Regions from separate parts of the Homo sapiens genome. Here all the other regions are linked to region 4. Evidence: chromatin contacts called from ENCODE Hi-C or POLR2A ChIA-PET data. All regions are on one chromosome and are shown on one strand. Each heading gives the region's core, a stretch centred on a gene start or an enhancer-like site at or near the end of the contact. The rest is flanking DNA. Distances are from core to core; before and after follow the strand shown. Region 1 overlaps AOPEP (aminopeptidase O (putative)). Region 2 has its middle 30 kb from the start of FBP1. Region 3 overlaps AOPEP (aminopeptidase O (putative)). Region 4 overlaps AOPEP (aminopeptidase O (putative)).

Region 1 (2,999 bases), core at 393-2,892, 64 kb before region 4:
CTTTGGAGTCAGGATTATCAGTAAAACACTTAAAACTAAACTTCAATGAAAATATAAGTTTGTTTTTAAAGGACAAACTTTTCCAGAATTTCATGTTAAACAAAAATTTAAGCTACTCAATTCCTAGTTCTAAGACACACTTTCTCTCCTTACTATTCCTACCCCCTGCCCCATTTTAGCATTTCTGAACTCAGGATGCCTCTTAAAATATTTAGACTTGGCCGGGTGTGGTGGCTCACGCCTCTAATCCCAGCATTTTGGGAGGCCGAGGCGAGTGGATCGCCTGAGGTCAGGAGTTTGTGACCAGCGTGGCCAACATGGTAAAACCCGTCTCTACTAAAAATACCAAGAAAATTAGCTGGGTGTGGTGATGCATGCCTGTAATCCCAGCTACGTGGGAGGCTGAGGCAGGAGAATCGCTTGAACCCAGGAAGTGGAGGCTGCAGTGCCATTGCACTCCAGCCTGGGTGACAAGGGCGAAACTCCATCTCAAAAAATAAAACAAAATAAAATGTTTAGACTTCACTATAATAATGCTTTCCCCTTTTACCTGGGCTATTAGCTTGGTAGGGCATTCACAGGAGAGGAAGTGCAGCAGTTACAACCATCTCCGAGTCAAGCTCCATGTTTTTTTTTTGTTTTTTTGTTTTTGGTTTGTTTGTTTGTTTGTTTGTTTGAGTGGGAATCTCCCTCTGTCACCCAGGCTGGGGTGCAGTGGCGTGATCTTGGCTCACTGCAACTTCTGCCTCCCGGGTTCAAGCGATTCTCCTGCTTCAGCCTCCCAAGTAGCTGGGACTACAGCATGCACCACCATGCCTGGCTAATTTTTTTTTTTTTTTTTTTTTTGAGACGGAGTCTCGCTCCGTCGCCCAGGCTGGAGTGCAGTGGTGTAATCTCAGCTCACTACAAGATCCGCCTCCCGGGTTCATGCCATTCTCCTGCCTCAGCCTCCTGAGTAGCTGGGACTCTAGGCACCTGCCACCATGCCCTGCTAATTTTTTGTATTTTTAGTACAGATGGGGTTTCACCGTGTTAGCCAGGATGGTCTCGACCTCCTGACCTTGTGACCCGCCCGCCTTGGCCTCCCAAAGTGCTGGGATGGATTACAGGTGTGAGCCACTGCACTGGCCCAAGATCCATGTTTTACTTATTAACCAAGTATATGCTGGTGAGATCCTCTCTTCCACAGAGGGCCTTAAAATGAGAATCTAATAAGTAACTGCAGTGTCACATTTCCCCTGATGCTGGTAGCCAAGTAATCCCCACTTTAGATTGTAGAAATTTTGTGAAATAGTGTGGACCTGAACATTAAAGCCTAAGTGATATGTCCCCAGTCCTGCAGGTGGTTTATCGCCAAGATTTCTCACTTTGCTTCAGTCCAAGGACCAAGTAAAGAACTAGAAATTCAAGAACACCATTTAAATCCTAGGTCTACCAACTGATTTTCTGGGTGCTATGAGCAGTGACTGAAATGCCCTGGACTCTCCTCCTTCATCTGTTAAAAGATATCAACAGTGCCTACAGAAGGTCTAAGGGTATTAAGAGTAACTAACAGGATTGTTGTGGTTCCAAAATACCTCACATTTTCTCCCACTCATATCTGTTTCCTCCCTTACTGCACACGAAGGCCTAAATCTCCCAACCCATTAATGATTCATCTTATTAAAGGAAATCAGCTGCTTGCCTGGCAGCTAACATAGTTCTGCTTCATGACTACTTGAATTAATTTGATTTTCTTCAATCATCTATAAGAATCTATTCAATTTCAGAAAAGTACGTGTTAACAACGTATTGACAGAATAAAGAAGTAGAGTTCACCTGGCCCTGGCAGCAGCCTCTGTGCCCCAGGTTTTCCCAACCAGCCCTGCCCCACTGGAGTTCCTGCTGCCTCCACATCCCACAGAAGATCAGGCTCTTCCCATAATTACTAGCCACCAGGGCTCCCCTCTGCCCAAGAATGAGATCCAAACTCCTTAGGTGAATGGAAGAGCTTCTCCACAATATCCATTCCCCACCCACCCTTCCAGCTTCACAGCCCATCATTTCCTCCTTGTACCCTGCACTGCAGGCATGGTGGGAGGGTGGGGATGTGTGGAGAGAGAGAGAGAGACAGAGACAGAGAGAGAGAGAGAGAGACAGAGAGAGTGTGTGTGTGTGTGTGTGTGTGTGTACAAAGGGAACCACCAAATCTACCAACCTCCCTGCAGCCACCTCCACATGTGCCTCCCCATCTTTGATAGTGGGTAAACCTTCTGTGTGCTCATCAAAGACCCACTTTACTCCTATTGTAGATCCCCACCCTCCCACCACCTCAATAAATATGGTCACTGCAATCATCCACTATCCGCTCCATTCTCATCAGCTTCATTCATTCATTCATTCATTCAGAGACAGAGTCTTGCTCTGTCACCCAGGCTGGAGAGCAGTGGCGCCATCCCTGGCTCACTGCAGCCTCAACCTTCTGGGCTGAAGTGATCCTCACACCTGAGCCTCCCAAGTAGCTGAGAACACATGTACACACCACCATCGCAAGCTAACTTTTTAAAATTTTTGTAAAGATGGAGTCTCACTTTGTTTTCCAAGATGATCTTGAACTCCTGGGTTCAAGCAATCCTCCCACCACCTCGGCCTTGGAAAGTGCTAGGATTACGGGCGTGAGCCACCATGCCCAGCCAGCTTCTTTCTCTTTGCCCAGGTTATTCTCTTCAGCACACAAATGTGCTCTGATAGACTGTTCCCTTAAAACATCCTCACTTGGCTTCACATCCTTCTCCAGCAATTTCCCTATTTCTTTAATTTTACAGTAGGACTCCCTGAAAGAGCTGCCTGTACTTGATGTCTCAACTTTCTTGCCCCACCTTCTCTCAACTCACTCCAGTTAAACTTCTTTTCCCAATATTCTATCACAATTGCCTTCTTCCAGGTCACCAGTGACCCCCACTGAACCAAATCCCACAGTCCACCCTCAGTCCTCATAACTTCCACTTCTCAGCAGCTGA
Region 2 (2,975 bases), core at 3-2,502, 110 kb after region 4:
TCACCATGCCCGGCTGATTTTGTATTTTTAGTAGAGATGGGGTTTCACCGTGTTGCCCAGGCTGATCTCGAACTCCTGACTTCAGCTGATCCGCCCGCCTCAGCCTCCCAAAGTGCTGGGATTACAGGCGTGAACCACCGCGCCCAGCCCCCCATCTCTACTAAAAAATACAAAAAATTAGCTGGGCATGGTGGCAGGCGCCTGTAATCCCAGCTACTCCAGAGGCTGAGGCAGGGGAATCGCTTGAACCCGGGAGTCGGCGGTTGCAGTGCGCCGAGATCGCACCACTGCACTCCAGCCTGGGCGACAGAGCTAGACTCTGCCTCAAAAAAAAAAAAAAAAAAAAAAAATTAGACACAACTCCAGGAAAGCAGGGAAGATCCCAAACTGACTACTAACATGATTCCATGGCTTGGCAGAAGAGAAGCTTAAGAGAAAATTGTTAAAAAAAAAATAAAACCAGAACAATTAGTCAAGAAAAAGAAATAAAGGGAACCCAGATTGGTAAGGAAGAAGCAAAATTCTTTGCATCTGCAGATGACATGGTTTTGTATATAGAAAATCCAAAGAACACACAAAGACAAACCAAAAAAACCTATTAGAGCTAGTAACAAGTACAAGTTTGCAGGATACAGGATCAATATACAAAAACCAATTACATTTCTATTGGAGTAGAGACGAGATTGCACCACTGCACTCCAGCCTGGGCAACAGAGCGAGACTCTTGTCTCCAAAAAAAAAAAAAAAAAAAAAGCACTTTGGGAGGCCGAGGAGGGCAGATCACAAAGTTAGGAGATCGAGACCATCCTGGCTAACACAGTGAAACCCCGTCTCTACTGAAAATACAAAAACAAAAACAAAAAAATTAGCCGGGCGAGGTGGCGGGCGCCTGTAGTCCCAGCTACTCGGGAGGCTGACGCGGGAGAATGGCGTGAGCCCGGGGGGCGGAGCTTGCAGTGAGCCGAGACTGCGGCACTGCACCCTAGCCTGGGCGACAGAGAGAGACTCCATCTCAAAAAAAAAAAAAAAAAAAAAAGGAAAAAGAAAAAAAAAGTGACAGAAAAAACGCTCTCTGCAGAGGAGAGAGGATTCCGAGTGGATTGCGGGGTTACAGCTGAGTTCAAAAGCTTTTATCAGAAACTCTTATCTCTAGCAGTTTGAGTCACTTCTCTTATCAGTAAAGCTGTCTGTGCAATTCCCCTTCTGTTACGCAGCCGTGGGTATGTCTCTAGGCCATCACGAATTCTGCTTTTCTAGTTTGTATTAACTGTGGGTTTGTTTTAGGTAAGCCCCCTCCCCATCTGTGCAAGTTTCCACCGTATATATGCCTGAAAAAAGGGAAGAAACTTTTTTCCTGGGAGCTCACTAAGTTGCTTATCTGTGCGCAGGTGCAGCCTGAGGTTTTTTGTTTTTTTTTTTCCCCAAGGTTGTTTCATTTTTGCCTGTTGCTGTAACTTTTCAGGCAGGTTGCTTCTGCAGTCTGCATTTTCCCCAACTGATTTTTTCCTTTCCTTCTTCTCACAGTGGCTCTCATCTGGGGTGACTTTGCCTCCCTGGGGATGTTTGGCAATAATATCTGGAGACATTTTGGTTCTCACAACTGGAGGGCCGTGGATGCTACTGGCACCTAGTGGTAGAGCCCAGGGAAGCTGCTAAACATCCTGCACTGAACAGGACATCCCCACAACAAATGAATTATTAGGTCTAACGTCAATAGGGTGGAGGTTGAGAAATCCTGCTATAAATCTCGTTTAAATCCGTGAGGATGTGGGCTTTTGAAATAATAATAAATAATTTTAATTTGATTTTCTGTGGTTATATTGCCATCCCTGGGACATGGAGGCAGAAGGTCTATTTGATTAGGGAAGGGCAGGGAGCAGGAGAAAATATCAAAGAGCATCTCAGTCGAGTACCACACAGCAATGAAAATGAATGAGCCATAGACACACACACCACACAACAACCAGATAACCTTGAACAAAAGAATATACAGCATGCGTTCATGTACATAAAGTTCAAAAACAGGCACAACTACTTTACTGAGGAGATTATAGCTGGACAGTAACACTACCAAGAAAAGCAAGGATATTATTGCCATAAAAGTCAGGGTAATGATTACCTCTGGGTGGCGAGTCAGAAAAAGGATACCAGGAGACTGGCATCATTCCATTCCTTGAACTTTTCATTTTCCTTTAAATAGTGCATTTTGTTTTATGAACTTCTACGTATGTTTCACAATTAAAATATAAAAAAAGGGGGACATTAGTTAACATTCAAAAATCTCATCCTCCTAAAACAGAAAGAGTCCCTAAGTGGAAAAACAGGTGAATTACTTTTCTTTTTTTTCTTTTTTCTTTTTTTTTGAGACAGAGTTTAGCTCTTTCCCCTAGGCTGGAGTGAAGTGGTGCCATCTCGGCTCACTGCAAACTCTGCCCCCTGTGTTCAAGTGATTCTCAAGCCTCAGCCTCCTGAGTACCTGGGATTACAGGCACCCACCACCACGCCGGGATAATTTTGTATTTTTAGTAGAGACAGGGTTTCTCCATGTTGGTCAGGCTGGTCTCAAACTCCCGACCTCAAGTGATCCACCTGCCTCAGCCTCCCAAAGTGCTGGGATTATAGGTGTGAGCCACTACGCCCAGCCAAACAAGTAAATTTCAAACGAAGTCTGGGGTTTAGTTAAGTCATGTACCAGTCGTAATCTCCTAGTTTTGACACATGTACTACGGTGATGTAAGATGTTCACAACTGGGGAAACCGGGACGGGGGGAAGGGTCTCTCTAAATTATCTTTGCAGTGTAGACCTAAAATTCGTTCAAAATTAAAAGTTTCTTTAAAAACAAGTCTCTAACACATTTCTAAATGTTTCCCTCTAACCTTTGGTCTTTTTCTCAGCTTTCAGTTTATCAACTTTTGATGATACGAGTAACAACGCTGGGAATAACAGCAGCTAATGCTTAAAGCAAGGCTAGCCC
Region 3 (2,990 bases), core at 288-2,787, 99 kb before region 4:
AATCCAACTAAAATTTGTTCTGAGAAAGCCTTGGTATTAATACTTGCTTCCTTGAGTTCTTCAGTCTGAATTGTAACTTAACTTAGTGTGTAACAAACTGAAAACCTGAGGAGTTTCTTCTGTAACAAAAGCTGAGCCTCAGCCCATCACTCTAGCCACACTTCAACCATTGACAGGCAGCCAACTGTTCAAACTCCCTTAACATACTGGCAAAGTCAAGCTGGAACCAGTCCAGCTGTTTATGTACCTCATTTTCCTTTTTCTTTTTTTGGTCCATAAATCTTATCTGCTCATGTGGTAGCCCCAAAGTTTCTCTGAATCTGTTTTGATTCTGAAGGCTGTTCGATTTGCAAATCATTTTTTTCCTTGCTCAATTAAACTCTGTTAAATGTGTCTAAAGTTTTTCTTTCATCAGATCTGGAGTAGAAGTGAAGAGTGAAGTACAATTCCAGTGACTCCTTGGAACAGCAGGCAACGAAGCGGGGCACCTGCAGAGCCAATTGTGTGCGCTCTCTTGTTTGTAACTGGAGGTTTGTGGGTGAGTTTTCTCTCAAATCCCAAGCTCCACTGACTTGTGTTCTCAGCTCCCTGAGTTGATGTAAGCAGTATTTATACTGCACTGGGTATAGCATCAGATTGAATTTAGAAGCCCCAGACTTCAGATAAGTAACTTTTTGATAATGTGTTCATATCAATCCAAAGAATCAGAGACTGTAGCTTCTGAGACTCCAGCTAAATTTATCCGTAAAAATTATGGGTCCACAATGTACGTATTTTTGGAAAAACGGGTTAACCTTTCTGGAGACAACTTAGAATTAAGATGACCACAATAGGGAAGTTTGGTTTTTATTTTCTGTTTTTTGTTTTGCTTTGTTTTTTTGAGACGGAGTCTCGCGACGCCCAGGCTGGAATGCAATGGCACAATCTTGGCTCACTGCAACTTCCGCCTTCTGCGTTCAAGAGATTCTCCTGCCTCAGCCTCCCCAGGAGCTGGGATTACAGGCTCCCACCACCACATCCAGCTAATTTTTGTATTTTTAGTAGAGACTGGGTTTCAACATACTAGCCAGGCTGGTCTTGAACTCCTGACCTCAAGTGATCCACCTGCCTTGGCCTCCCAAAGTGCTGGGATTACAGGCGTGAGCCACCCCACCCAGCCAATAGTTAAGTTTTATTTTGGATAAGATTGTTTAGTTGGGAGGCGTATTAGAAAAAAGGGGATTTTAAAAACCCCACAAAACAATGAGATGTGTTCTTTAATTGGTATGCAAGGCATCTAAAAGGCTAAACAAATTAAAAATTGCCTCCTTAAATGATTCTTTGCAAAAAGCAAGCAAACATTTTAAACAACAGACTAAGAACATGACGAAAGAGGACTGTACTCTGAAATAACCCTGTTTCCTCTCTTTACCCATCTCTACCTAAATAATTTGCTCCACTAATCTTCTAGTCAAATTACCCTTTCACCCTTTAAAGATGACGAAAAAAGAGAAGTTGGACAGATGTCTTACAAAGTAAGAGCTTGTGATCAGCCAGGCCTTCCCGCCATAACCACCTTCACTCCATGTTCTAAAGCTGAGCTTAGAGCCATAGTAAAGGACTCCCTAGCCCAAGGGGAAGTCCTCAAAAATTTACTCATAAGAGCTTACAATCCAGGACTCCCTGACCTTTACCAGTTTATTCACATGATACTGGGACCTGTGGAAGCTTGAAAATGAGTGACAGCTGCAGAATGGAGCCAACCTGAGGAGGGTATTAAAGACCCCTCCAAAACCCCCTCACAGGAATGGCTGAAATAAGCTAGAAACATTGCCAAAATCATTTTAGATTCAATTCCTAAGATTTTTCCACACAAAAAAATTGACTGGTCCACCATACAGACAAAAGAAGTTTCGGACGACAGAACTCACTTAGAAACACTGCTTGTGAAGCATTTGGGGCTCAAAATAACAGCAAGGAATATTTCCTGCAGGAACTGCATCAACTACTCTATTTATAAATGGACTCTGTCCCAAACTTAGCAGTTTAATTAAAAAAACATAAACCTGGATGGGAAGTTACAGACATGACTGAATTGGTGGCCTTAGCTGAACATTTTGAGAGGACTCTGGAGCAAGAAAAAACCCAAAAGACTACCAAGCTTATGTCTCACCAATTACAACAGTTACAGGGGCTGAGACCAAAGGAACCTTCTTTTTTATTTTAAATCACAACCAAGAGATAGATCCTAGAACAAGAAATTCTTTTCCCCGAGATGTCTGCCTTCCTTGCAAATAAGCAGGACACTGGAAAAGAGTTGTCTGCTTCTCTGTTAGTCTACCAATAAGCCTCCTCCCATTAGGCCACACTGTTTCACCACTAAAGGAAGCCTAAGACAGATCCTGTGTCTTAAAAAAAAAAAAAAAATAGAAGCAGCAGCAGCCACCAAGTTGCTACAAGTTTCATCTGAGCTGGTTTTAGGGAATGAACTTAATTTGCAAATTCCACATGCTGTGGAAAGTCTATTAAATTCCAACCAAGCTCAGCATTTTTCAGCAAGAAAACTAACATCTTATGATCTTATGAAATTTTCTCCTGCCTCCTTCTGACCTCCATCTAAAATGCTACTCCATCTAAAACCTACTTAACCCTGCTACTCCATTACCTCTGACTGACTGTGGTAAAGATCACAATTGTGTAGGTGTAGTATCCAAACTAGTAGCCCCTTGTGTTGATTTATGAGATGCTCCATTGGATAATCCTGAGTTGATACTTTTTGTTCGTGGGTCCTATGCCAAAGTCTCAGAAGGAAAATATCAGGCAGGGTATGTTGTTACTGCCCAAAATGAGTTAATAGAGAAGGGAACTCTTCCTCAATTTAAGTCCGCTCAGCTGGCAGAGCTTTTTGCTCCCACCCAAGCTTGTCATATAGTTAAGGACACGTCAGTAAATATTTAAAAAGATAGCAGATATGCTTTTAGAGTAGTACACAATTTTGGCACATTATGGAA
Region 4 (2,999 bases), core at 156-2,655:
CTGGGCGACAGAGTGAAACTCCATCTCCAAAATAAAAATAAAAATAAATAAAATTTAATTTTGAAAATAAGTATCATAACTAAAGAGTGTTAAAACAGTTATCTTAATTATTTTTTCAATGACTTCTAAAAACTGTCCTGTGAATAGTTTTGAAGATTCTATTTTCCACAGGAGGAAGAATAATTCTCAGTGAAGAGGGAAAAAGGAAGAACATGAAGGAGTAGTCAGTTCATGAGAGGAGAGAGAACTTTTTATACTAAACCTGTGAGAAACTTAGCTGAGATAATCATTTTTCATAAAAAATTTTAAGAGAAGAAAAATCAAGATACGGTAGTCATTTTTACACATCAGTCATGCCTACCAATAGTAAATTAAATAAGAAATTTATGAAAAGTCAGTGTCCTATTAGTAGGTGAGTCTTGGATAAACTCACTTAATATAATTAAAAGCACAGCTATAACCACACACACATAACCACTCTGCTTGTGCAGAGGCTAAGTTAGATCATAGCTCTGCCAAGTTAAGCATCTCATGGAACTTCTCATATTAAAGAGTTATTGTTTTCACTGCAAATTAAAACAGGCACTTAAATTCTTCCTATGAAAACCATCCATTTTACTTTTTCAACCTCTCCACTATAGGTTAGACAAACAGCATGAAGCATTCGGAAATATCAAATTGATACGTGCTTTTATTTAACATATAATCTTTCTTTCCTCAATCCTTCAGTAGCCCCTGCTACTTTGCTACCTCAAAATTGTTTCTTTCTCTAACCACAATTCCTTATTTCAGCAATTCCTATCCAAACTATTATATATGTTATGATTACTTTGGAACATCTTTGTATCACAAATTAAAGATGCCTAACAATGTTTACAGGAATATGTATATTCAGAAACATGTACACTTATAAGTGTATACAGACATACTATAGAGAATGTATATATCATATATTTTAAATATATAATATACATACATCTGTACAATAAATATAATACATTCACGAAAAGGAGAGAGAGCTCCCCATTTTGGCTGCTCTTCCCCTCCTGGCCTCCTTCTCCACTGCTTGGGTCTTTCAGCAAACTAGCTTTCTGTCAGGACTTTGCAGATGCCGCGTCTACACCTTCCAGTTTTCTAAGTGAGTGCCACCCTCGTGAATACCCATAGCGTGACTGTCTCTTGTTAGTTCTTCTCCGCAGTTGCTCAAGGGTTGTAACTGGCACCAGAACAAACGAGACAGTAAGACGCCCTGGGCACCAGCATTGCCTAACCAGGGCAATGTGCCAGGTCAGGCCACCACTTTGCAAGCACTGATGCTACCCAGCAAGGCTTCGGTTTTCCTTGCCTGCAACATGGTACCGCCTCAGGCACAGGAGAGGCAAGAGAGAATGACCTTCAAGATCATTCTTGTGAACTAGGTAAAAGAGCGCCATCTGCTGAACACAAGCGCCTCTATAGGTTTTCCTTGTTGGCTAACGGGATACCTAAAGGAATATGCCCCACCAGGCTTGTTATTCAAGTCTCACCGGCCACTCTGACCTTCAATGCAGGTGACCCAGTTCCCCTTAAGCTGGATCAGCTAACTGGACACCAAATCATACTGCTCCAGGTGGTCACAGGTAAACTTGAGTGCTTTACTCACATGGAACATTCATGAATGTCAAGTCCAAGACAAAAATCCACAGCAATGAGAACTGGTATATACATGCCTGCCAGAATCATCAATGTCTGAAAGAAACCATGATGACTTTCACATATGTCGTGTACAGTAAGCGCAGTGCCAGGAGGGTAAGCAAGAACTAGTCAACAACAAATCACAAAACAAAAGAATTAACTGACACAGATTTAGAAATTACTGGCTCACCGGCATCTTTCTAATGGGAAAAGATTAATACGTTTACCCTTAAAAACATAGGAATGTATGTGTACTGGCGTGGAATAAAGTTTCCCTAGTTCTAGAAACAAGGAGCTTTCTCTACTTTGCATTCTTTCTTTGTGAGGAAAATACTTAATCATAACCATTCCTAAATGCCTCTTAATTTACCATTTCCTCATACGTAATTCCTGGTTGCATACTATGGGAGCAGTCTAAATAGTACTGCTCATTTGAAAAGTTGGCTTTCAGTTGCACACAGGAGGGTCTGGACTCTCAGATCTTGGCTTTTTCCTGGAATTTCCCACACAAAGTCAAAAGAAAGAGAATGTCAGAGAGCTAGTCTATTGGGCAGGCCAGAGAGTAGCATTTTGCCCAGAATGAAGTAATGTCTACAGTCTTACTTTTGCACTAAAAAATGAAATCAGATCCTATGCAAGGGCACATGTAGTTTTTAACACCTTTCACTTGTTCATATGCTTTTTCTCCTTCATCTGGAAGGAGCTTCCATTAGGCAGTCTTCTTCATTTACTTGAGGCTTCCCACAAAAAACAGAAGCAGAGTATTTTCTTTTTCTTTTTTTGTTTCTTTTTTTTTTGAGACGGAGTCTCACTCTGTCGCCCAGGCTGGAGTGCAGTGGCACGATCTTGGCTCACTGCAACCTCCGCCTCCCGGGTTCAAGCAATTCTCCTGCCTCAGCCCAAGTAGCTGGGATTACACGCGCCTGCCACCACGCCCGGCTAATTTTTTTTGTATTTTTAGTAGAGACGGCATTTCACTGTGTTAGGCAGGATGGTCTCGATCTCCTGACCTCGTGATCCGCCCGCCTCGGCCTCCCAAAGTGCTGGGATTACAGGTGTGAGCCATGGCACCCAGCCCTCAGAGTATTTTATTTTTCTAGGAAGCAGGGATATACTAAATTAGACTCTATAAAAATAAAACTTTCACGCCTATAATCCCAGCACTTTGGGAGGCCAAGGCGGGCGGATCACAAGATCACGAGATAGAGACCATCCTGGCTAACACGGTGAAACCCCGTCTCTGCTAAAAATACAAAAAATTAGCCAGGCGTGGTGGCGGGTGCCTGTAGTCCCAGCTACTCGGGAGGCTGAGGCAGGAGAATGGC

What was found. A loop is a pair of places that touch in the nucleus more often than their neighbours do. ChIA-PET counts read pairs that join two places held with the same protein, here RNA polymerase II (POLR2A). Pooled maps may share reads with other maps.
Region 1: a loop to region 4 is called in a map of HepG2, with 2.7 times the contacts of the local background. The contact joins two enhancer-like sites. A Hi-C loop is called at or near these places in 7 of 168 maps with a recorded cell type or tissue (Caco-2, HepG2, aorta and 4 more) and 4 of 50 pooled maps. POLR2A ChIA-PET finds 5 or more read pairs at or near these places in 4 of 52 experiments (A673, Caco-2 and activated T-cell).
Region 2: a map of PC-9 shows a loop between it and region 4 (8-fold over the local background). The contact joins two enhancer-like sites. A Hi-C loop is called at or near these places in 9 of 168 maps with a recorded cell type or tissue (Caco-2, K562, PC-3 and 6 more), 2 of 37 single-sample maps with no recorded cell type and 13 of 50 pooled maps. POLR2A ChIA-PET finds 5 or more read pairs at or near these places in 2 of 52 experiments (Caco-2 and HEK293).
Region 3: a loop to region 4 is called in a pooled map, with 3 times the contacts of the local background. The contact joins two enhancer-like sites. A Hi-C loop is called at or near these places in 7 of 168 maps with a recorded cell type or tissue (PC-9, cardiac septum, heart left ventricle and 2 more) and 11 of 50 pooled maps. POLR2A ChIA-PET finds 5 or more read pairs at or near these places in 3 of 52 experiments (A549, BJ and MCF 10A).

What each region holds. Positions count from the first base shown.
Region 1 is chr9:94,846,299-94,849,297 of GRCh38, reverse strand. All of the region lies in intron 5 of AOPEP (aminopeptidase O (putative)), which reads right to left. Among named protein-coding and RNA genes, the nearest start is that of MIR2278, 38 kb to the right of the region's middle. Within about 2 kb of position 1,642, at least 2 of the 41 ENCODE cell types and tissues checked have a DNase peak (open chromatin) inside an H3K27ac peak, as active enhancers do.
Region 2 is chr9:94,667,673-94,670,647 of GRCh38, reverse strand. No RefSeq gene overlaps it. Among named protein-coding and RNA genes, the nearest start is that of FBP1, 30 kb to the right of the region's middle. RefSeq lists a silencer at 1,127-1,421 and an enhancer at 1,409-1,548. Within about 2 kb of position 1,252, at least 13 of the 41 ENCODE cell types and tissues checked have a DNase peak (open chromatin) inside an H3K27ac peak, as active enhancers do; they include PC-9, where a contact is called at or near this core.
Region 3 is chr9:94,880,663-94,883,652 of GRCh38, reverse strand. The region is part of intron 5 of AOPEP (aminopeptidase O (putative)); the gene reads right to left. Among named protein-coding and RNA genes, the nearest start is that of AOPEP-AS1, 63 kb to the left of the region's middle. Within about 2 kb of position 1,537, at least 3 of the 41 ENCODE cell types and tissues checked have a DNase peak (open chromatin) inside an H3K27ac peak, as active enhancers do.
Region 4 is chr9:94,781,662-94,784,660 of GRCh38, reverse strand. All of the region lies in intron 3 of AOPEP (aminopeptidase O (putative)), which reads right to left. Among named protein-coding and RNA genes, the nearest start is that of MIR2278, 27 kb to the left of the region's middle. Within about 2 kb of position 1,405, at least 17 of the 41 ENCODE cell types and tissues checked have a DNase peak (open chromatin) inside an H3K27ac peak, as active enhancers do; they include PC-9, where a contact is called at or near this core.